Regions from separate parts of the Homo sapiens genome. Here region 2 is linked to region 1. The links are chromatin loops, found by intact Hi-C in ENCODE. Cell type or tissue: HCT116. All regions are shown on one strand. Each heading gives the region's core, and the rest is flanking DNA. Links, peaks and the distances in the headings are about the cores only.

Region 1 (11,345 bases), core at 1,728-9,727:
TAGTGGGTACACAATATATAAAGATGTAATTTGTGGCAGCAATAACATAAAGAAGAGACGGAGCTGTAAAGGACGTCTTTTGTATGCAATTAAAGTTATCAGTTTAAAATAGGTTGTTATAACATTAGGATGTTTTATCTAAGTCTCATGGTAACACAAAGGAAATATCTACAGAATATACACAAAAGGAAGTGAGAAGGGAACCAAACACGCCACTATAAAAAAATCAACTGAACTCGCTGGGCGCGGTGGCTCACACCTGTAATCCCAGCACTTTGGGAGGCTGAGGCGGGCGGATCACAAGGTCAGGAGTTCGAGACCAGCCTGGCCAATATGGTGAAACCCTGTCTCTATTAAAAATACAAAAATTAGCTGGGTGGGCGTGGTGGCACGTGCCTGTAGTCCCAGCTACTTAGGGGGCTGAGGCAGAGGAATCGCTTGAGCCTGGGAGGCAGAGGTTGCAGTGAGCCGAGATCATGCCACTGCACTCCAGCCTGGGTGACAGAGCGAGACTCCGTGTCAAAAAAAAAAAAAAAAAAAGAAAAAGAAAAACAAAATCAACTGAACTCAAAGAAACACAGTAAGGGCGTAAATGAGGGACAAAAAGAGCCTATAAGAGATACAGAAAACAACAAAATGGCAACAGTAAGTCCTTCCCCATCAGTAATTACTTTAAATGTAAATGAATTTTAACTCCCAAATCAAGACAGATTGCCAGAATGAATTTAAAAAAAAGAGTCCATCTACATACTGTCTACAAGAGACTCACTTTAGATCTAAGCACACACAGGTTGACAAAGAAAGGACAGAAAAAGATATTCCATGCAAATAGTAATGAAGACAGTAGGGGTGACTATACTAATATCAGACAAAATAGACTTTAAGTCAAAAACTGGTACAAAAGACAAAGAACATTATATATTTTTAAAAGGATCAATTCACCAATGAGATATAGCAATTATAAACATACACAAACACACACACACACACACACACACACACACACCGCAAACATAAGAGCTCCTAAATATATGAACAAACACTGACAGAACTGAAGGGAGGAACAGATGGCCTACTGTAACAGTAGGCTTCAATACCCCACTTTCTATAACTGATAGAAAAGCAAGAGACTAGATCAAAAAAGAAACAGAGGCTGGGCGCAGTGGCTCACACTTGTAATCTCAGCACTATGGGAGGCTGAGGCGGGTGAATTGCTCGAGTCTAGGAGTTCAAGACCAGCCTGGGCGACATGGTAAAACCCCCCCCATCTCTACTAAAAATACAAAAAATTAGCCAGGCATGGTGGTGCACGCCTATAGTCCCAGCTACTTGACAGGCTAAGGCAGGAGAATCACTTGAGCCTGGGAGGCAGAGGTTGTAGTGAGCCAAGATCGCACCACTTCACTCCAGCCTGGGTGACAGAAGTGAAACCCTGTCTCAAAAAGAGGACTTGAACAACATGATAGGCCATTTGGACCTAACACATAGACAAAAAGCATACCACCCAACAATAAGCAGAATACACATATTCCTCAAGAGTATATGGAACATTCGCTGGGACAGGCTATTAGGCCACAAGTAAGTCTTAAAACATTTGAAAAGACTGAAATTATATAAAGTAGCTTTCTAATCACAATGGAATAAAATTAGAAATCCATAGCAGAAAGAAAACCCTAAAATCCACAAATATGTGGAAATCAAATGGTACATTCTTAAACAACCAATGGGTCAAGGAAGAAGTCACAAGGGAAATAAGAAAATAACTTGAGACAATGAAAATAAAAACACCAAAGCTTATGGGATGCAACAAAAGCAATGCTGAAAGAAATTTGTATCTACAAATGCTCAAATTTTAAGATCTCAAATCAACAACCTAGTTTTATACCTTAAAGAACAAGAAGAACAAACTAAACACAAAGCAAGCAAAAGGAAAGAAATAATAAAGATTAGAGCAGAGATAAACATAACAGAGAATACAAAAAAAGAGAAAAAAAAATCAAAGAAAACAAGAGCTGGTTCCTCAGAAATATCAACAAAATTGACAAACTTTTAGCTAGGTGAAGAAAAAGAGAAGACTCAAATGCGAGGACATTATGACCCATTTTACAGAAACAAAAAGGATTATAAAACACTACTATGAACAACTGTATGCCACCAAGTTGGATAACCTAGACAAAACGGACAAATTAAATTCCTGGAAACACAACCTACCAACTCTAAATCATGAAAAAATAAAAATCTGAACAGATCTATAACTAGTAAGGAAACACCCAATGAACAAAAGTTCAGGACCAGATGGCCTTACTGGTGAGCTCTACCAAACATTTAAAAAAGAATACCAATCTTCCTCATACTTCAAAAAATTGAAGAGAAACACTTCCAAACTCCAAACTATGAAGTCAGTATTATCCTGATACCAAAACCAAAGGCACTAAAACTACAGACCAATATCCCTGATAAATATGTTGCAAAAATCCTCAACAAAATACTAGCAAAGAAAATTCAAGAGCACACTAAAAGAATTACACCCCATGACCGTGAAGGATTTATTCCCAAAATGCAAGGATGGTTCAACAACAACAAATATAAATCGATCAATATAATACACCACATTAACAGAATGAAGAAAACAACTCATGATCATCTCAATTGATGCAGAAAAGACATTTAACAAAATCCAACACCATTTCATGATTTAAAAAAAAACACTCTACAAACAAGGAACAGAAGGAAACTCAACATAATAAATGTCATATATGAAAAGCCCACAGCTAATATCATACTCATACTCAGGACTGAAAGCTTTTTATCAGAAACAAGACAAGAATGCCCACTTTTACCACGTCTGTTCAACATAGTACTGGAAATCTTAGCCAAAACAATTAGGCATAAAAAGGAAACTAAAAAGCCATCCAAGCTGGAAAGAAATTAAATTATCTGTTTGCAGACAACATGATATTACATGTAGAAATGCCCAGAGTCCACAAAACACCCCCAAAGCCAAACAAAACTGTTAGAATAAACAAATTCAGAAAAGCTGCAGGATACAAAAATCAATACAAATCAGTCGCATTTTTACATGTTAACAATGAACAATCCTAAAAGGAACTTATGAAAACAAATTATGATAGCATCAAATACAATAAAATACTTAGGAATATACCTAACCAAGGAGGCGAAAGACTTCTACATTGAAAACTACAGGCCATCATGGTGGCTCACATCTGTAATCCTAGCACTTTGGAGGCCAAGGCAGGGGGATCGCTTGAGGCCAGGAGTTGAAGAGCAGCCTGGGCAACATAGCAAGACCTCAACTCTACAAAAAAAATTATCCGGGCATGGTGGCACACACCTGTAGTCCTAGCTATTTGGAAAGCTGAGGTGGGAAGACTGCTTGAAGCCAGGAGTTTGAGACAAGCCTGGACAACAAAGGGAGAATCTGAATCAAAAAGAAGAATGAAAAGAAAGAAAGAAAAAGAAAAGGAAAAAAGGAAAAGAAAACTACAAAACATTAAGGAAATTAAAGAAGACACCAATAAATGAAGATATTCCATGGTCATGATTCAAAGACTTAATATTGTTAAGAAGTCAATACTACCCAGAGCACCTCTACAGATTCAATGCAATTCCTAACAAAATACCAATAATGTTTACTGCATATATAGAAAAATCCATTTTAAAATTCACATGAAATCTCAAATAGCCAAAACAATCTTGAAAAACAACAAAGTTGGAAGACTCACACGTCCTGACTTCAGTGGGGACAGACACACAGACAGTTCTATATTGCAACATGCAGACCAATGGAAAAGAAGAAAGTCCAGAAATCAACTCTTACACATATGGTCAAATGATTTTTGAAAAGACTTGCAAGACCATTCCATGGGGAAAATAAGTTTTTTTCAGTAAATGTTGCTGGGGAAACTTGATATCCATATGCAAATGGATAAAGTTGGAACCTTATTTTACACAACATACAAAAAATCAACTAGAAATGGATCAAAGACCTAAACATAAGAACTAAACTTACAAAATTATAGGGTAAAAGCTTCATAATATTGAATTTGGCAATAATTTTTTTGATATGACACCAAAAGCACAGGCAATAAAAGAAAAAAGTGAGATACAGCAAAATTTAAATGTGTGCAACGAAGAACACAATCAAGAGTGAAAAGGCAATCTAAAGAATGAAAGAGAGTATTTGCAAATCATATAGCTGATAAAGCATTAACATGAGTACACAAAGCACTCCTACAACTCACACCAAACAACCCAATATAAAACTGGGCAAATGACTTGAATAGACATTTCTCCAAGGAAGATATATAAATGGTCAAAAAGTACATTAAAAGATGCTCTACATCACTATCATTAGGGAAATGCAAACTAAAATCACAAGATACCACCTCACATCACTTAGGATGGCTACCATCAAAAAATAAAAATAACAAGTGTTAGCAAGCATATGGAGAAATTGGAACTCTTGTGTACTATTGGTGGGAATATAAAATTGTGTAGCCCCTTATGGAAAGTGTATGTATGGCACTTTCTAAACAAATTTAAAATGGAATTACCATATGATCTAGCAATTCTACTTCTAGGTATATAACCAAAAGAATTGGAAAAAAAAATGGTTGTTTTTTAATATCTCTAAAAGTGAAGAAAAAAAGGTCTTGAACAAATACTTGTACACCCATGATCACAGCAGCGTTATTCACAATAGCCAAAGGTGGAGGCAACCCAAGTGTCCATTGACAGATGAATGGACAAACAAAATGTGGTATATACACACACTGGAATATTATGCAACCTTAAAATGCAAGGAAATTTGGACACATGGACAAACCTTGAGGACATTATACCAAGTGAAATAAGACAGTCGCAAAAAGACAAATGTATGATTCCACTTATATGAGGTACCTAGAACAGACAACTCGTAAGAGACAGAAAGTAGAATGGTGGTTGCCAAGAGCTTGGGGGAGGAAGGAGAGTTCTTTGATAGGTAGAGTTAAAATTTTGCAAGATGAGAAGATTTCTGAAGATGAATGGTGGTGATGGCGATACATTGTGAACATACTCAATGCCACTGAGCGGTAAAACTGTTTAAGATAGTAAATCTTAAAACCGGAAGGGGAAGAAAAAAAGCCAAGCATGAGAGTGCATGCCTATAGTCCCAGCCACTTGGGAGGAGACTGAGGCAGGAAGATTGCTTGAGCCTGGGAGTTCAAGGCTGCAGGGAGCTAGGATCACACCACTGCACTTCAGCCTGGGCGACACAGTAAGAACCCATCTCTTAAAAAACAAACAAAATCCCCCACAACTCTGTATCATCATAGCCAAGTTGTCAAAGTTAGTATCATCAATTCTGGGACAAAACTAAAGTCTATGTTCTTGGAAGAAATATGCTGAAGTATTTGGGGCTCAAGGGGCAAGTTGTCGGCAAGTTACTCTGAGTCTGCAAAAATAGCTCTATGCATATACAAGATGACAGAGTCAATGACGTGGCAAAACGTTAACACTTGGTAAATATCAGTGAGTATACCGGAGTTTATTTACTATTTTTGCAACTACTATAAATTGGAAATATCTTCAAAATTAAAGGTTTTTCTGGCCAGCTAGGTTTGAGCTGCCATAAAACCAACACCAAGGATCATTTATATAGAAACTAATTTTTTCCTTCAAACACAGTACAGGAGAATCTCTTACCATTTTGAATTCCCCGGGTATGGTTTAAAACTTTTTACTTGCCAACATCGTTAAAGTTTTACCCTGTAATAGTGAAATTTTCAGGTAATTGGAGCTTACCCCATTAAATGACAAAATTGTGTAACTTAAAAATCTTTCTTAAATACAACCTTTGTTGTCTTTGTTTCAAATTTATTTTTTAATGATCAGTGTAAGGCTTCACTAGATGCCTCTGCTTTTTCCTTCTCAAGTGTTTTTGAGGGTATTTGTATGAAACATTGCAGAAAAGCTTAGGTTTTTGTCTCCATCTAGTGGCTAGCTATTACCTTCTAATGCCTTTATGCACCTGCTTTTTACAAAGCACTATATCCCACTGTGCTTCTGCGTTTGCTGGAAGTAAATAGTTTGAGAGTTTCTTGTGAGCAGTGTTTTAGTATCTAAACTTCATTATTTTAGCTGTTCAAAGGCTTTTTTGGCCAAAAGTAGTTTTATGTGTTTCTGAAGATCAAGGTGCCAATCCGTATCAGAATAGGATTTCTGAAATTAAAATAATCTAGTTGATAAAACGTTCTTGGGCCTCGTCATCTTGACCTTAAGAGACCTCTCATAATTAAGTCTATAGAGACTATTATCACAAAAATAGAGCAACAAGAAACATAGCTACAAGCTATAATTTTTCTCTCTCCTCTAACTGCTCAACTGCTCTAAGCTTTCGGCATAGTGATTTTCAGTTATATCCATATTTCCTTGAAGACAGTAGTATTTCTTGATCTTTTCTCTGTTATAAGCCCCCATCCCAGAGAAAAATGAAAATCAAAATAATTATCCCAAATAAGAGAAACACATTAATAAGATTTTGTTGGTATTCCATTTCCACCCCAACTGAGGTACTGCAATTCAATTCTGATACGACACACCCAGAGCTGGCATCAGACTCCACGGGTTTAAGAGGTCAGTCCTCCACAATACTGCCCCCACTTCAGATGCAAGCCACAAGTGAGGCATCCAGGCTACTGTCGCTTCTGACCAGCTACAAATTTGGGGTTCTCATAAACCTCTCAGGTTTAAGAACTTGCTGAAATGACTCACAGAACTCAGGAAAGCACTATCCTTCCCTAGAAAACACTATGATTAGTTTTACTACAGAAGATATGAATTAGGAGGGCCAGTCAAATGAAGGGATACATAAGGGAAGGTCTGGGAGGGAAGGCAGAGCTTCTGTGCCCCTGTCCTCATGGAGGGGAATCCTCTCCCTCCCAGCACACCAATGCTTTCACCAACCAAGAAGCGTCATTGAGCTGTGGGGTCCAGAGCTCTTCATCAGGTCCCATTTGGCAGGCATGGTTGATTAAATCAAACAGGTCACTGACTGCGTCTCAATCTCCCGGGTCCTGCTGGCCCAACCCTCTGTAGTAGCTGTTTCTGGTTACCAGCCTCCACCCTAAAGCCCACCATACAGTCACCTCGTTAGCATAACAAGAGACGCTCTATCACTCAGGAAACCACAAGTGTTTTAGACATTCCTTGTCAGCAACCAGGGGCAAAGGCCACACAAATTCCTCATTATACCACAATGAGGGAGGATTGAACCTCTAAGGGTCACAAACCCCTATAATATCATAAGATTTTTTCCCACACAACAAGAAACAATCTTTGCCCCTATTAAGAATGTATCCTCTAAGAAATGAAGAGACAGCCCCCCAAAAACCAGAATGAAATTTTATTGTGTAAAGTTTATAGAAGTATGACTAGTATTCCTTTGTACAAAGTACACAACGGTTTTAAATATAACTGAGAGAAATGTGAGTCCTATGACAACATCTGATACACGCTGAACCATTTACAGACACACTAAAAATGTTTTAAAATATCTTCTTTCTCCAAAGAGTCCATTGCGCATTTCTTAGAGTAGAGATGGGGACACATTCCAGGCAAGGTCACAATGGCATTTTGTTGCCCTCAATGCTGATTTTCACTGCGTGTGCAGATCTGCTTTTTTTCCTTATATCTGTGAACTTTCTCATCTGTTTATCCAGTCGACTGATACCCTTCTTGGAGGTCGCCTGAAACTAAGAGTAAGGGAAAAATTAAAGAGCAAACTACTGAAATACGTAAGTCTAGTTATGTCTTTCATCTTCTTATAACTGAGTTAGCAACCAGAAGAGCTTCTAGCTCTGGAATAACCAGAATGTGTGTTGATGACCTCAAGAACAACAAAGCAAGTATAGATGGTGTTAGAAACGCATATTAAACTCTCTCAGTGAAGAATAATTCTGTTGTCTGTGCTTTATTTTTAATTTTGCTGCAGTCCATGGAGGTCTCCTAGATGGGAGAAAGGGGGGGGGAAACTGAGACTATGATCCTCCCAATTCCATCATGTACATTACGTTTTAACTGCATGCGTTTCCCTTTCGAAGACCAAATGTGGAGCTAGCCGCTTGACATGCACTTTCAAACAGTGCTGGCATAAAAAAGAATGACCTAAAGCAAAGTCAGGTCAGCTGAGAAAAAGCCTTAAGCATAATAAATGAGGTTAGATGATTAGTGAAGTAAACCCCTAAGTGCAGGAGCTCTTGAGTTTTTACACTTGGGGTGAATCCCTGCTCTAATTCAGTAACTTCTGTGACCCTGGGCAAAGCATACCCAGGGTAGGTACTCCTTCCAGAACTGCTGAGAGAAGGAAATGAGATAGTGATGTCAGATCCAAGCACAGAGGCTGAGCACATATAGTCAGTGCTCAAAATAATAGGAGCTATTACTATTTTACTACTTCACAAGCAACTAGATTTACATTAAGTATACTTGACACAAAAAGAATATTAAGTCTTTACCCATTTGCCCTTCATGTTTAAAGGTTTGGTTTGGGGGCTATTTTATATTTTGAAAATACTGCCTTGCAAAGATGTGGTCTCCAAGAAACTGCCATCTTTTAGAAATGCTAGAAAGGTTTGCTGACTCTGTTGTAAAACAATTCAGATGTTTAAGAATGATGACTGCTTAAAAAGAGATGGGTTTTTCTAATTCTTCTCCCCATACATTTACTACTGAATCACCTCTGAAACTCAATTCAAAAGAATGCTAAAATAAGGTAGGGCCTGGGAGACACTCTGGGGTCAGTACCAGCCTGGTGAGCTTTGGTGGAATCTTATCCCACCTGTGGACCCAGCCTCAACTATGACATGAAGCCAGCTGAGCACTAGGCAAGGAACTCTAAGTCATTCTTGACCAAGAGCCATGTTGACCTGTCTTTCTAGGAATATCTCAATTCAAATATTATTCTGTATCGTCTCAATACTTGGCATTCGTACTCTGAGTAAGCATAAAAAGTGTCAGATGAGAAAGAGCTATGCCACCATCACACTATCTCCCAGATTTCCTGGACAGTCCCAAATATCTGACTTCCTTTTAGAGGATGTGCCGTGATCTTAGTACTTGTACTTGGTCCACATCGGAAGCTTTACCTGCTCAAATCTCTGCCAACTACACAATTCCCAGCAGCTTCACACATTAACTGGACTTCCCTTCGCCTACTCCCAGGACCCTCACTAACTGTCTAAGCCCTGATGGATCTGTCTAGCCTCAGCAATCAGGGCACACACGGGCCAGTGGGTTACAAAATATATGACTGGTAGTTGCAGATGCCTACTTACCCCAAGCTTGAAAAGACAGACCAGAGTACCTCATACACCAAGTTCAATGATCTCTCTCCTGATTCATCAAGGGAACGCTACACTTCCTTAGAAATTAAGAGTGTGTGCTACACTGCTTTACCAGAGCAAGGCCAAAAGCAGCTTCAATTATGGTACAACTGTGTGAAGACACAATGCAAAACCACTCAAGAATGCTCACTCAAATGGATTTTTACCATGGTAAGTAAAAAACAAACCCAATAAGGTATAAAAGAATACAATCACAATGTCGCTTGAAAAAAAAACAAAAAACAAAACAAAAACCCAGTAATTGTCTATGCATATGTATGAAAAAAAAAGAAATAATTTAAAATGTTAACATTAAGTTGTGGTGGGATTACAGATGGCATTAATTTTATTTATGCTTTCTGTATTTTTAAAAGTTCATGAAAAAATAGGCATTCCTTTGTCATTTTACTGTTATTTTAGAAGTATTCCACGGAGTAAATGAACATATAAAAAATACAATGTAGCACAGGTTACTACATTATTTAGGAGTAAAAAATCAGAAATCATAAACGAACGAATAAACACATTATATTCATGGCCGGGTGTGGTGGCTCCCGCCCGTAATCCCAGCACGCTGGGAGGTCAAGGCCAGAGGATCGCTTGAGACCAGCCTGAGCAAGATGGTGAAACCATCTCTACAAAGAAAGAAAATACATAATAAAAAAAAAAGCAAATTATATTCAGGATAGACCATTATGCAGCCATTAAAAATGATAAATCGACTAGGTGGTTTAATGAAGGAAAATAACCAAAATTATAATTTGGTCGGGGCGGGGGGTGGTGGGGTGGGGGGGTTGGGCTGTGTGTGTGTGTGTGTGTGCGTGTGCGTGTGTGTGTGTGTGTGTTTTCTAGAGATAGGGTCTCACCTAGGCTGGAGTGCAATGGCATGATTCTAGCTCACTGCAGCCTCAAACTCCTGGGCTCGAGTGATTCTCCTACCTCACCCTCCCAAGTAGCTAGGACTACAGATGTATGCCACCATGCCCGGCTAATTTTTTAATTTTTTGGTAGAGATGGAGTCTTGCTATGTTGTCCAGGCTGATATTTAGTATAATTTTAATTAACGTTATCAGTAGAAAAAAGACAACAAATACATCAAACTGCTTTTGAATGCTAGGACCATGAATAATGTTTCTCTTTGTACTTAAACATTTTCTATAATTATAAAAACTAAGTTCAAGGCATATCTGGAAATACATTTAAAACCTCAAATTGTTAGCCGGGCATGGTGGCTCACACCTGTAATCCCAGCACTTTGGGAGGCCGAGGCGGGCAGATCACTAGAGGTCAGGAGATCAAGACCATCCTGGCTAACACAGTGAAACCCCATCTCTACTAAAAATACAAAAACAAAGTTAGCCAGGTGTGGTGGTGGGCGCCTGCCCTAGTCCCAGCTACTCAGGAGGCTGAGGCGGGAGAATGGTGTGAACCCGGGAGGCAGAGCTTGCAGTGAGCAGAGATTGCACCACTATGCTCCAGCCTGGGCGACAGAGTGAGACACCGTCTCAAAAACAAAAACAAAAACAAAAAACAAAAAACCCTATTTATTTTTTATATTTATTTACATAACTTTGAAAACAAAAATGATACTTAAGACAAAAAGTGTTTCATTGGAAACCCATTTCCATTTCTTTTCCTGGACATGTCTTTTCTAATACTGCTCATTAGCGTCTACAATGTGGAAGCAAGTCCTGAGTGAATATGCAACCCTGCTCCACCTATGGGGAAGTGGGACCAGAACCAGAAACATCAGCACACAGGGACACAGCCCTGGAAACACAACCTCTGCTTTCAAAGCAGATTGGCCACTAAGAGTTTTTATTACCTATTTTCTTTGCCATATTGTAGTTCCCAATTCTCAAAAATAAAAATGTTAAGAGAAATATGAAAGACGGCTAAAAAGAGAGAAGAAACAATGAAAAAGGAGATGGCTCATGCCTGTAATCCCTTTGGGAGGCCGAG
Region 2 (11,345 bases), core at 1,642-9,641, 110 kb before region 1:
ATAATGGCTTGCACTGAGCAGACACTCTAAGTGTTTTACATTTGATTTCATCCTTACAACAATCCCATAAGGTAGTTATCATTTCCCTGTTTCACAGAGGAGGAAGTGGGCTTAGAGAGCTTAAGCAACTTGCTCTCTCACATTCCTATGAGCCTTGATCCATAAAACATCACTATGGACTCCCACAACTTTAACATCCCCCACTGTGTTTCTTTTCATCCTTAACTGCTGTGGCAGTTTATACTGTGTCAACCTGGTTACATCCAAACTACATTTCCCAGAATCCTCTTTCCATAGGGTAGGTGGCCCAAAGAGCAAAAGACTTTCTGAAGAGTATGGTTAGATAGAGCTGCAGTTGCCAGCCGACTGCGCAGCTCTCCTCTGCTCTGTATACAGCTCCTCTTCTTGATTGCCAACCCTGCTGACCAAACAGCAACCCCAGGTTCACCACCAAAAGCTTGACTGAGGACCACAAAAGAGGCAGCTACACAGAGGTGACAACTCTCCACAGACTTTTCACCAGCTCCAGTGTGTGGTCCCACTCCAGTAGCTGGGCATACCTGGCTTCTCAGATTCACCTGTAAACGCTGAGCTGACCACTGCACAACTGCTTCAAAGAGGCTGAATAGTAGCTTTTCTCTGACCTGCCCTACAGACTCTGACTTCTGGAGTTTCTCCCACAGCTGTATGAAGTCCTATTCCTTTCCTAAATCCCTTATTCCATAATATCATAGTAGCTCTGTTTTCTTGATTGAGCCCTTAAATGATTCAAGTACTCAAGCTTCCTCCCAATCTACTGACCAAGAAATCTCTGCAGCTTTCCCTCTGAGATCTTCTTGCATATATAACAAAATCTACATCATTTGGTCTCCAATTTGACTGCTTCCAAACAAACCTTGTTTTATCAGTTCTGCACTGTCCTCCTTTGCTTCCAAGGAACAAGTAACCCTCATTCCAAAAAAGTCGTATCTCACTACTTGATCCTCCCATTTGCAAAAAGCAATATTTAATGGAGAGAATACTAGAGTGGGTAACAGATTAACAAACGTCAATACCAATTTATTAACTAAGAACAAGATTAGCTAAAAACACTCCAGGGTTAGCCAGGTGTGGTCGTGTATGCCTGCAGCCCCAGCTACTCAGGAGGCTGAGGTGGGAGGATCCCTTGAGCCCAGGAGTTTGAGTACAGCCTGGGCAACATACAAAAACCCTATCTCTGGAAAAAAAAAAAAAAAACCCAACAAAACAAAACAAAAAGAATACTCAGAGGATACGTGTATGCTTTAGTTAGAAATGTGAAGATTGAGAAAGGAAGAACAAGAAATAAAAAATTCTGAGAAGAAAAATATTTCGTGATGTATAGTTTGTCCCAAAATGTGTTTTTCCCCCCATTTGAAGTAAGGAAGCTTCACTTTTTTATATAATCATTTTGGGCTTATCCAAGTGTCTCCCTGAATTATTTTTCGGTTGCTACTGGGCATAAAGGAAGACTGTATGTACAATTTTTCCAATACTTTTTTTCCTTCTCCAAAAAGATCTTCACCCCACTCCCTACCTTTTTGGCTAACATATTTCCAAAAATGTATTTTATTAGTCTTGGTTCTCCACTCATAACATGAGAATAATTCTGTTCTCTGTTATTTTCTAAGGCTCAATGCTTACTATTCTGGAGTTCATTACTAAGCTGTCCCACAGTCAAGGGTTTTTTTTTTTTTTTTTTTTTTTGAGACAGAGTCTCGCTTTGTCACCAGGCTGGAGTGCAGTGGCACAATCTCAGCTCACTGCAACCTCCACCTCCCGGATTCAAGCCAATCTCCCGCCTCAGCCTCCCGAGTAGCTGGGATTACAGGCATGCACCACCACACTCGGCTAATTTTTGTATTTTTATTAATATACATTACATGATCTCAGAACACATAACTAACCTACCCTTTCTCAAATCACAGGGCAAGATTATATATGAAGAGACATAACAGCTTGGGGGTGAAGTCAAAAGAATGCAGCCATGTACTGATCACAGACTGGTTGGATTAATGTCACATCATCTCTAAAAGTAGATTTTTATCAATCTAAGGCTGAGCAACCCTCTACTTATCTTGTTTCCTTATAGTATCTGAGCAACTAAGAAGTTTTGTAAATACTGTCTGACATATGTATATTATACAATAAGATATTATTAACTTTAAAAAGGAGTTAACAGGTTACTTTAAAATGCCTAATCAGAATATACATTAAAGCCATCATATGAAACATAATGTTGATCTATCTCTCCTTAAACTGAATCAGGAGACATTAGGTCTCATTTCCCTATCACATTAGAATAAAATACTTTGGATTAAAACTCCAGGCAGGGCACTGTGGCTCACAACCATAATCCCAGCACTTTGGGAGGCTGAGGCAGGCATATTACCTGAGGTCAGGAGTTTGAGACCAGCGTGGCCAACATGGTGAAACCCTATCTCCACTAAAAATGCAAAAATTAGCCAGGCGTGGTGGCACATGCCTGTAATCCCAGCTACTCGGGAGGCTGAGGCACGAGAATGGCTTGAATGCAGGAGGCGGACGTTGTGGTGAGCCAAGATCGCACCACTGCACTCCAGCCTGGGTGACAGAGTGAGACTCCGTCTCAAAACAAAACCTCCATAATACCATTAAAATGTAACAAAGCCAGTCAAACTTTACAGTAATTAGAAACTCTCAAATAATGATAATGAAACACATCTAAACACGTCTAAGTCACAAATCTAAAATAAAATATGACTTAGGAGCATCCAACTACAGTCATCCCTCAGTATCCACAAGGGACTTGTCTCAGGACCCCATAGATAACAAAATCTGCAAATGCTCAAGTCCCTCATATAAAATGGCAAGTATCGGCTGGGCATGGTGGCTCACGCCTGTAATCCCAGCACTCTGGGAGGCCGAGGCGGGTGGATCACTTGAGGTCAGCAGTTTGAGACCAGCCTGGCCAACATGGTGAAGCCCTGTCTCTACTACAAATAGGAAAATTAACCTGGTGTGGTGGTGTGCCCCTGTAGTCCCAGGTACTTGGGAGGCTGAGGCACAAGAATCACTTGAACCCAGAAGGCAGAGGCTGCAGTGAGCCGAGATCACACCACTGCACTCCAGCCTGGGTGACAGAACAAGACACTGTCTCAAAAAAATAAAAATAAGGCGGTCGGGCATGGTGGCTCACACCTGTAATCCCAGCACTTTGGGAGGCTGAGGCGGGCAGATCACGAGGTCTGGAGTTCGAAACCATCCTGGCCAACATGGTGAAACCCCATCTCTACTAAAAATACAAAAAATTAGCCGGGTGTGGTGGCATGCGCCTGTAGTCCCAGCTACTCAGGAGGCTGAGGCAGGAGAATGGCTTGAACCAGGGAGGTGGAGGTTGCAGTGAGCCCAGATCGTGCCACTGCACTCCAGCCTGGAGACAGAGTGAGACTCCATCTCAAAAATAAATAAATAAATAAATAAAAATAAAAAGGCAAAGTATTTACATATAAACTATGCATATCCTCCCATATACTTTAAATCATCTCTAGATTATTTTTAATACCTAATATAACTGCCATGTAAATAGTTGTTATAAGTTATTTTTTAAATTTGTATTTTTTTTTTCTTTTTGAGATGAGGTCTTGTGATGTTGCCCAGGTTGGCCTCGACCTCTTGGGCTTAAACAAACCTCCCGCCTCAGCCTCCAAAGTAGCTGGCACTACAGGCATTTGCCACTGCACCCAGCTTGTTGAATTGTGACTAGTATTATTATTCTCAAATATTTTATTTTTTATTTTTGTGTGGACAGAGTCTCACTCTGTTGCCCAGGTTGGAGTGCAGTGGCGGGATCTCGGCTCACTGCAACCTCCGACTCCCTGGTTCATGCGATTCCCCTGCCTCAGCCTCCGGAGTAGCTGGGATTACAGGCACGCATCACCACGCCCAGCTATTTTTTTTTTGCATTTTTAGTAAAGACAGGGTTTCACCATATTGGCCAGGCTGGTCTTGAACTCCAGACCTTGTGATCTGCCCGCCTCGGCCTCCCAAAGTACTGGGATTACAGGCATGAGCCACCGTGCTCGGCCATTCTCAAATATTTTCTATCTGTGGTTGGTTGAATCCACAGATGCAGCAGCACCTGCAGATACAGAGGACTGACTGTATTATTACAAAACAGCAAATAATAGGCTGGGCGCGGTGGCTCACGCCTGTAATCCCAGCACTTTGGGAGGCCGAGGCGGGCGGATCACGAGGTCAGGAGATCGAGACCCTCCTGGCTAACACGGTGAAACCCCGTCTCTACTAAAAAAAAAAAAAAAAAAAAAAAAAAACAGCAAATAAACAAGTAAAAAATGACTTCATCTTAGATTGGAGATCTCTTTCCAAAGACTAATAAGAAATAGTATTGACTCACATTTTTCCCACTGGCTTCCATTTAATGATTTTCAAAATTAATTTTCAAAAACTTTTCCACAGAAAACACTGTCTCCGTGGGAGGGCTGTTCACAAATACTTGTTTTTATCCTTCTGGGCATATGGAAAGATTAAATTTCCCCATCCTGTTTATATCCCAAGTACAGTCAAGAGTCTTCCTTTGGCCAGAGCTGGTGGGTGAAAGTGGTGAATGTTTCTAGGTAAAAGCTTTAAAAGCCAGAGTGTAGTCTGATATGGTCTCTTTTCTCTCTTAACTAATTAACCAGTAATGTTCCGTGTAGGAGATCAGTCAGGGTGGTGGGAAAAATTGTAGAAAGATGTAAACCTTCTTGGAAGGCTGGAAGGTTTTACAAAAGCTTCGGAAAAAGATTTGGCTGAAGGCAGCCAGATTGTCTTATCTGGTGCCTGAAACTTTAGGTTAGGTAACAAGGGGATGTAAAGAAACTCATCTAAGTAAGTTAGTTTACTTAGACCATGGAACCTGGCCTAAATCATCTGCATGCAAGACTAGCGGGGGGTGGGGGTGGGCGCAGCACGACCATGTGAATTCCCCACAAGTGTGTTGACTCAAGACCTTTGTCATTAAATCTATACTGAATAAATGCCCGCAGCGCAAGCACAGGCTTGTCAGGGCCTCAGCCGCTGACTCTTTATACACCCTCCTCAGTGTCTGTGGGCGGCCCAGTCCCCTAGCCCACTCTTTCACTGGCTTCCTGTGTCTGAGTTCATTTGTTCATCTGTTGTTCAGCCAGGGTCTGCGGGTCGGACCCGGAAGGTAGAGCCCTGTGTGAGGAATGCTGCAACAGATCACAACAGAACCCTTGAAAATGAAGGTGAAAAAACTGCGGTCAGTAAGTCACTGTTGCCTGCTCTGAATTTCCAAGTTCGAGGGAATTGCTCAGGCTAGGGTTTCATCAAGGGACAACAGTTATCAGCTCAACAGAAACAGTATATAAAAGTATTTAAAAAGCTGCTTAAAGCTAGTGGAGCCTGGGTTTCACAGGCTCAATTAAGGGACCTAATGCAAACTGTTGTATCCCATAACCCATGGTTCCTGGAAGAAGGTACACTAGCCATAGAGCTCTAGGAACAAGTGGGGAGAAATCTTAAACATCATGCACAAGGACAACAGGTCCCAGTAACATCTTTAACATTATGGGCTTTAGTTAGGGCAGCTCTGGCCCCGTTATACACAGAAGAGCCTAAAAAGGGGAGGGAGGAGGAACCATCATCTACCTTACTGCCTCCTTATCCCTCAGCCCCGCTATCACCGGGCCAAAATAACAAAGAGGAAACGGAGGTTTTGCCTGAGCCCCCTCCTCCAATAAACTAGAAGAAAAGACAAGGGATATGCTACAGCTGGGGGACCCTGTCTTAAGCAAGTGGCATTAGAAGGGGAGCTCTTAGCCTGCCCAGTAATGCAAGAACGACAATGCAATCAGGTACATGAACCCATTTCTTTTAATGCTTATAAAAAGCTAAGAAAAAGCATTAAAGAAAACAGAGCCGCTAGCCCATTTCCTTACGAAAGGAATGACTGAAGCCTTGGCAGACAACTTCCGTATGACCCCATGGGACTGGTCAGTGCTAGCTAAAACAATTTTGGAGGCCAGCCAGTACCTCCTCTAGAGGGCAGAATACGATGAGTTGTGCGAACAACAAGCCAACCAGAACGAGGTGGCCGTGCAAGATGTAACAGCTGCTATGCTCCAGGGGAGGCGTCCCCATGCCGATGTACAACAACTAATTTTGATCCCCAGGCCTATGCACAAGTGTCTTTGTGCGCTCTCGGGGCTTGGGACAGAATTTCCAAAAGCAGAGATCAACAGGGATCTTTTATAAATGTTCGACAAGGGCCTCAGGAGCCATTTGTTGAATTTATCAATCGTTTAACCCAGGCAATTAAGAGACAAATTAGTCACACCCAGGACTGATATCTTGTTACAATTGGCTTATAAAAACGCTAATGTGGATCGCCAACAAGCAATGCATGCAATCAGAGGAAAGGCAGCCACAGTCAGGGAACTTACACAAGCATGTCAACTGGTGGGGACTGAAACACACAAAGCCAAAATATTGGCTATGGCATTAAGGCCTCCTAAAGTGAAAAGGGAGGGAAACCCAAATTGTTTTCTATGTGGAGAGGCAGGTCATATGAAGAGGGAATGTCCCAATAATAGAGACCAAGGTAACTCAGGAAAAGAACCCCCTTCTATATGACTGCAATGTAAAAAGGGGAAACATTGGGCAAATCAATGCAAGTCCAAATTTGATAAAAACGACAACTCCGTAAGTAACCAGGCGGGAAACTTCATGAGGGGCTGACCCCAGGCCCTGCTGCAAACTGGGGCAATGTCAGTGGCTTTCCTCTGTCAGATGGAAAGCCCACAGTCCTCTCTCTCAGAGCAACCACCACTGGGAGCGCAAGACTGGACTTACTCTGCCCCGATGAATTAGTGCTAAAAGAAGGAGAAGACACTAAAAGGGTTGCAACCGGGATCTGGGGCCCACTGCCTCTGGGAACAGTGGGATTAGTCCTAGGGCAATCTAGCCTATCCAGTAAAGGAATCAATGTGCTCACTGGGGTAACTGATAGTGATTATTGAGGTGAGATACTAGTTATGATGGAATGTAAAGGTCTGCATATTTCTTCCCCCGGGATCAAAGACAGCTCTGTTACTGCTTTTACCATACTGGGTCCCCAATGCCCAGAAAGGGGGAAAGGGACGTTTTGGAAGCACAGGAGCCACAAAAGTACACTGGAATCAATTAATCACTAACCAGAGACCCATGATCACCTTAAAAATTGGAAATAAGAATTTTACTGGCTTATTGGACACACGGATGGATATTTCAAACATTAATGATCAAAACTAGCCAGAAACTTGTCCTTGGGTCACTCAGAAACAAAAAATTGTTGGCATTGGGGAAGCGCACACAGCCAAGCAGAGCACGTGCCCCCTAACCTGTTGCGATTCAGAGGTAAGAAAGGCAGTTATACAACCTCAACTCATGCCCTTCCCTGTTAACCTTTGGGGACGGGACCTATTAGCCCAATGGGGGGGTCACTCTGCAGACCTCTTTCTAATAATGGCCACAGTTATTCCTCCCCTACCCTTGACATTGCTCTCTCAAAATCCTATTTGGGTAGAATAGTGATCTTTAAAGGGAAAGAAATTACAAACAGCCCGTGAATTAGTTGAGGGGCAACTAAAAGCCAGCCATACAGAACCATCAAACAGCCCCTGGAATTCACCCATTTTCGTCATTCCCAAAAGGTCTGGTAAATGGAGACTTTTGCACGACTTATGTGCTATCAATGCTAATTTGCAACCTATGGGGCCCCTTCAGCAGGGGCTCCCCTCCCCCACGGCCATTCGACATTGGCCTATAATCGTTACTGACTTAAAAGACTGCTTTTATACTATTCCCCTAGCAGAAGAGGACAGAGAAGAATTTGCATTTACAATACCAGCAATCAATAATGAAAGGCCAGCTCCCTGATTCCAATGGAAAGTGCTTCCCCAAGGAATGCTGAACAGTCCTACCATGTGTCAGTATCATGTAAATCAGGCTTTCTCCCCAGTAGAAAAGAATTTCCTAATGGCAAGATTATTCATTTTATGGATGATATTTTACTAGCAGCCCCAACAGAGCCAGTGATTTTAAGGTTATATAACTCTGTAGCAAAGAATACACAGTTAAGAGGTTTAATCATAGCACCTGAAAAAGTACAGATGTCTTCTCCTTGGAAATATCTTGGATACAGACTAATTTCTTGCTAAGACCTCAAAAGCTTAAATTAGATACTAGCAACTTACACACCTTAAATGATTATCAGAAATTACTAGGTGATATTAACTGGCTTTGCCCCACCCTAGGCATAACTACTGATAAGTTACAAAACTTGTTTTCTATCTTAAAAGGCAATGCTGCCCTAGACTCTCCTAGGTATTTAACTCCTACGGCACAAAGGGAAATTGAAGAAGTAGAGCAATTTATCTCTCAAAGGCAATTAGATCGCACAGATCCATGATATTCAGTTCAGCTGTTTGTTTTTCCCACTAAACACTCCCCTACAGGGTTAACAAGACAGATGGGCCCAGAGCTATGCTTTCTAGAATGGGTTTTTTGCTCACATACCGGGACTAAAACACTCTCTCTCTATGTCCAGTGAGTCAATAAAGTCATCTATTCAGGCCTCAGACAATGCAATCAGTTGCTAGGTTATGACCCTGATATCATCAGGATTCCTTTAAGTAAAAAGCAATTTGAAGCAGTATTACCCTTATCTATGGACCTGCAAACAGCACTCTCTGATTACACAGGCCTTATAGGGCATACCCTTCCTGCTGACAAACTCCTTCAGTTCTTATCTCGTACTTCTGTTGTTTTGCCTACTAAAATAGTTCAATCCCCCATACCTAATGCTTTAACATTGTTTACTAATGGCTCTGGTAAACATGGAAAAGCGGCTGTCTGGTGGAGATCACATAATTCCCTCACTCATTCTGGATTTACTAGCACTCAGAGAGCTGAGATTGGAGCCTTAATATTAGCCTTAGAAACTTTCTCCACTCAGCTCATCGATATTGTTAGTGACTCTGCTTACTGTTTATTTATTGCAGAACTTTGAGACGGCCTTCATTAAGACCACTCTGGAGCCCACCCTGTGTGCACTTTTTCTCCGACTTCAGCAACTGCTAGATCAATGTATACATCTTATTTTTATTACACACATTCGGGCCCACAGCTCACTGCCTGGCCCACTGGCTTATGGCAATGATCAAGCAGACCTACAGGTTATGACATCACTGCCTGACCAAGCCACCCAATTGCAACAATTTTTCCACCAAAACTTGAGAAACTTATCTAAACAATTTCAACTTACCCAGAGACTAGCTAAACAAATTACCCTACAATGCCCAGATTGCCAGTTCACAGGCACATCCCCTCCTTCAACAGGTGTTAACCCTAGAGGACTAGAACCTAATCAGTTTTGGCAAACAGATGTTACACGCATCCCTGAATTTGGAAAACGTAGATATGTACATGTATCCATTGATACCAATTCTCATTTAATTAGTACTCATGCTCTTCCTGGAGAGTCCACCCGATATGTCATTAAACATCTTCTTTTAACTTTTGCATTTATGGGACGGCCCACAGAAATTAAAACTGATAATGGTCTGGCTTATGCCAGCTCACAATTTCAACAATTTTGTCACACATGGAACATCCAACATTCCACAGGCATCCCGTATAACTCCCAAGGACAGGCCATAGAACGTACCCAATCCAGCCTTAAAAATATGCTCAGAAAACAAAAAAGGGGGAATATGAATAAGGACCCTGCAACACTACTAGCACAAGCCTTATTTACCCTTAATTTTTAAAATTTAAATAAATTTCAATCAGCTGTAGAAAAGCACTTTGCTAAAACCTCTCAAGAAATAAAACCTGCAGTTTTATGGAAAGACGTAAACAGTAATGTATGGTATGGTCCAAATGAATTGTTAACGTGGGGGAGAGGATATGCTTGTGTTCACACCCCCTCAGGTCCTCTTTGTATTCCAGCATAATGCATCGAACCATACCATGGTGTGGCTAGGACCCAACCCAGTACCAGAAATAAAGAAAATAACCCTATGGGACCCATAGCCCCGAACAATGTGGCTTCATCAGACAACACAGGCCCCGGACAGGATGCTCAAGAAGACAAGTCAGAAGACTGAGTGAATCCTGCTCTGGACACAGACACCATTCACTCCAGATAATCTGCTCCTTGTTATGCTTTATTATTATTTATTTATTTATTTATTTTTTTTTTGAGACAGAGTCTCACTCTGTCACCAAGCTGGAGTGCAGTGGTGCGATCTGGGCTCACTGCAACCTCTGCTTGCCAGGTTCAAGTGATTATCCTGCCTCAGCCTCCCAAGTAGCTGAGACCACAGGCACATGCCACCATATCCAGCTAATTTTTGTATTTTTAGTAGAGATGGGGTTTCACCATGTTAGCCAAGATGGTCTCAAACTCTTGACCTCGTGATCCACCTGCCTCAGCCTCCCAAAGTGCTGGGATTAATTCTCTCACTCTGCCTGCAACTAGTACCTGCTACACTCTATTTGGCCCATCCTCTAAATCCGCCTTTCTTCTGCCCTGTTACTTAGACAAATACCCGACCTTCCCAGCTTCTAACAACGTGACTGCTTGGCTGAGAGAGATTAACATAACCCCAGTGGGGTTCCTTAGTAACAGCACACAATGAACTGAACTGCTGAGTAACAATATAGGTCACTCCTTGATTGGAAAAAAAAAAATGTTGATTATACTCAAGTTTGTCTTATGTTATTTACTAATGCTAGGATGCAAAGCTGGAATATGAGCAGTTACCACCACGCCTGACAAACCTACTGCACATATCTGTACTCTCCTATCAACAAAACCTGATGCTAAAAACAGAAAAGGGAGAGATGTAGGAGATCAGTCAGGGTGATGGGAAAAACTGTAGGAAGATGCAAACCTTCTTGGAAGGCTGTAAGGTTTTTACAAAAGCTTCGGAAAAAGATTTGGCTGAAGGCAGCCAGATTCTCTTATCCGGTGCCTGACAGTTTAGGTTGATAAAAAGGGAATGTAAAGAAACTGATCTAGATAAGTTTACTTAGACCTTGGAACCTGGCCTTTAATCATCCACGTGCAGGACTACTGGGGTGGGAGGGTGGGAAGGGGGGGAGCGCAACCATGTGAACTGCCCACCAGTGTGTTGACTCAAGGCCTTTGTCATTAAATCTATACTGAATAAATGCCGGCAGCGCAGGCTTGTCAGGGCCGCAGCTGCTGACTCTTTACAGCACCCTCCTTGGTGTCTGTGGGTGGCCTGGTCCCCTAGCCCGCTCTTTCACTGGTTTCT

What was found. Peaks named below come from ENCODE experiments on the same cell type or tissue, not always from the same donor. Only the 100,000 strongest peaks of a DNase experiment are listed, where the experiment ranks them.
Region 2: it touches region 1 in a loop (2.3-fold over the local background); 4 of 110 quality-filtered maps call a loop at or near these places.

The regions. Positions count from the first base shown.
Region 1 is chr2:127,473,422-127,484,766 of GRCh38, forward strand. It overlaps IWS1 (interacts with SUPT6H, CTD assembly factor 1), which reads right to left. Exons shown (of 14, transcript NM_017969.3): 14 at 7,391-7,754. The coding sequence ends at 7,623. Among named protein-coding and RNA genes, the nearest start is that of IWS1, 47 kb to the right of the region's middle. RefSeq lists an enhancer at 6,386-7,337. In HCT116, for the core only: a CTCF peak has its summit at 6,002 (motif pointing left); a DNase peak (open chromatin) is centred at 6,010.
Region 2 is chr2:127,365,165-127,376,509 of GRCh38, forward strand. The region is part of intron 1 of MAP3K2 (mitogen-activated protein kinase kinase kinase 2); the gene reads right to left. It overlaps LOC124906074 (a long non-coding RNA gene), which reads left to right. Exons shown (of 4, transcript XR_007087227.1): 2 at 5,183-5,281. Among named protein-coding and RNA genes, the nearest start is that of MAP3K2-DT, 17 kb to the right of the region's middle. In HCT116, for the core only: a CTCF peak has its summit at 6,062 (motif pointing right); a DNase peak (open chromatin) is centred at 6,077.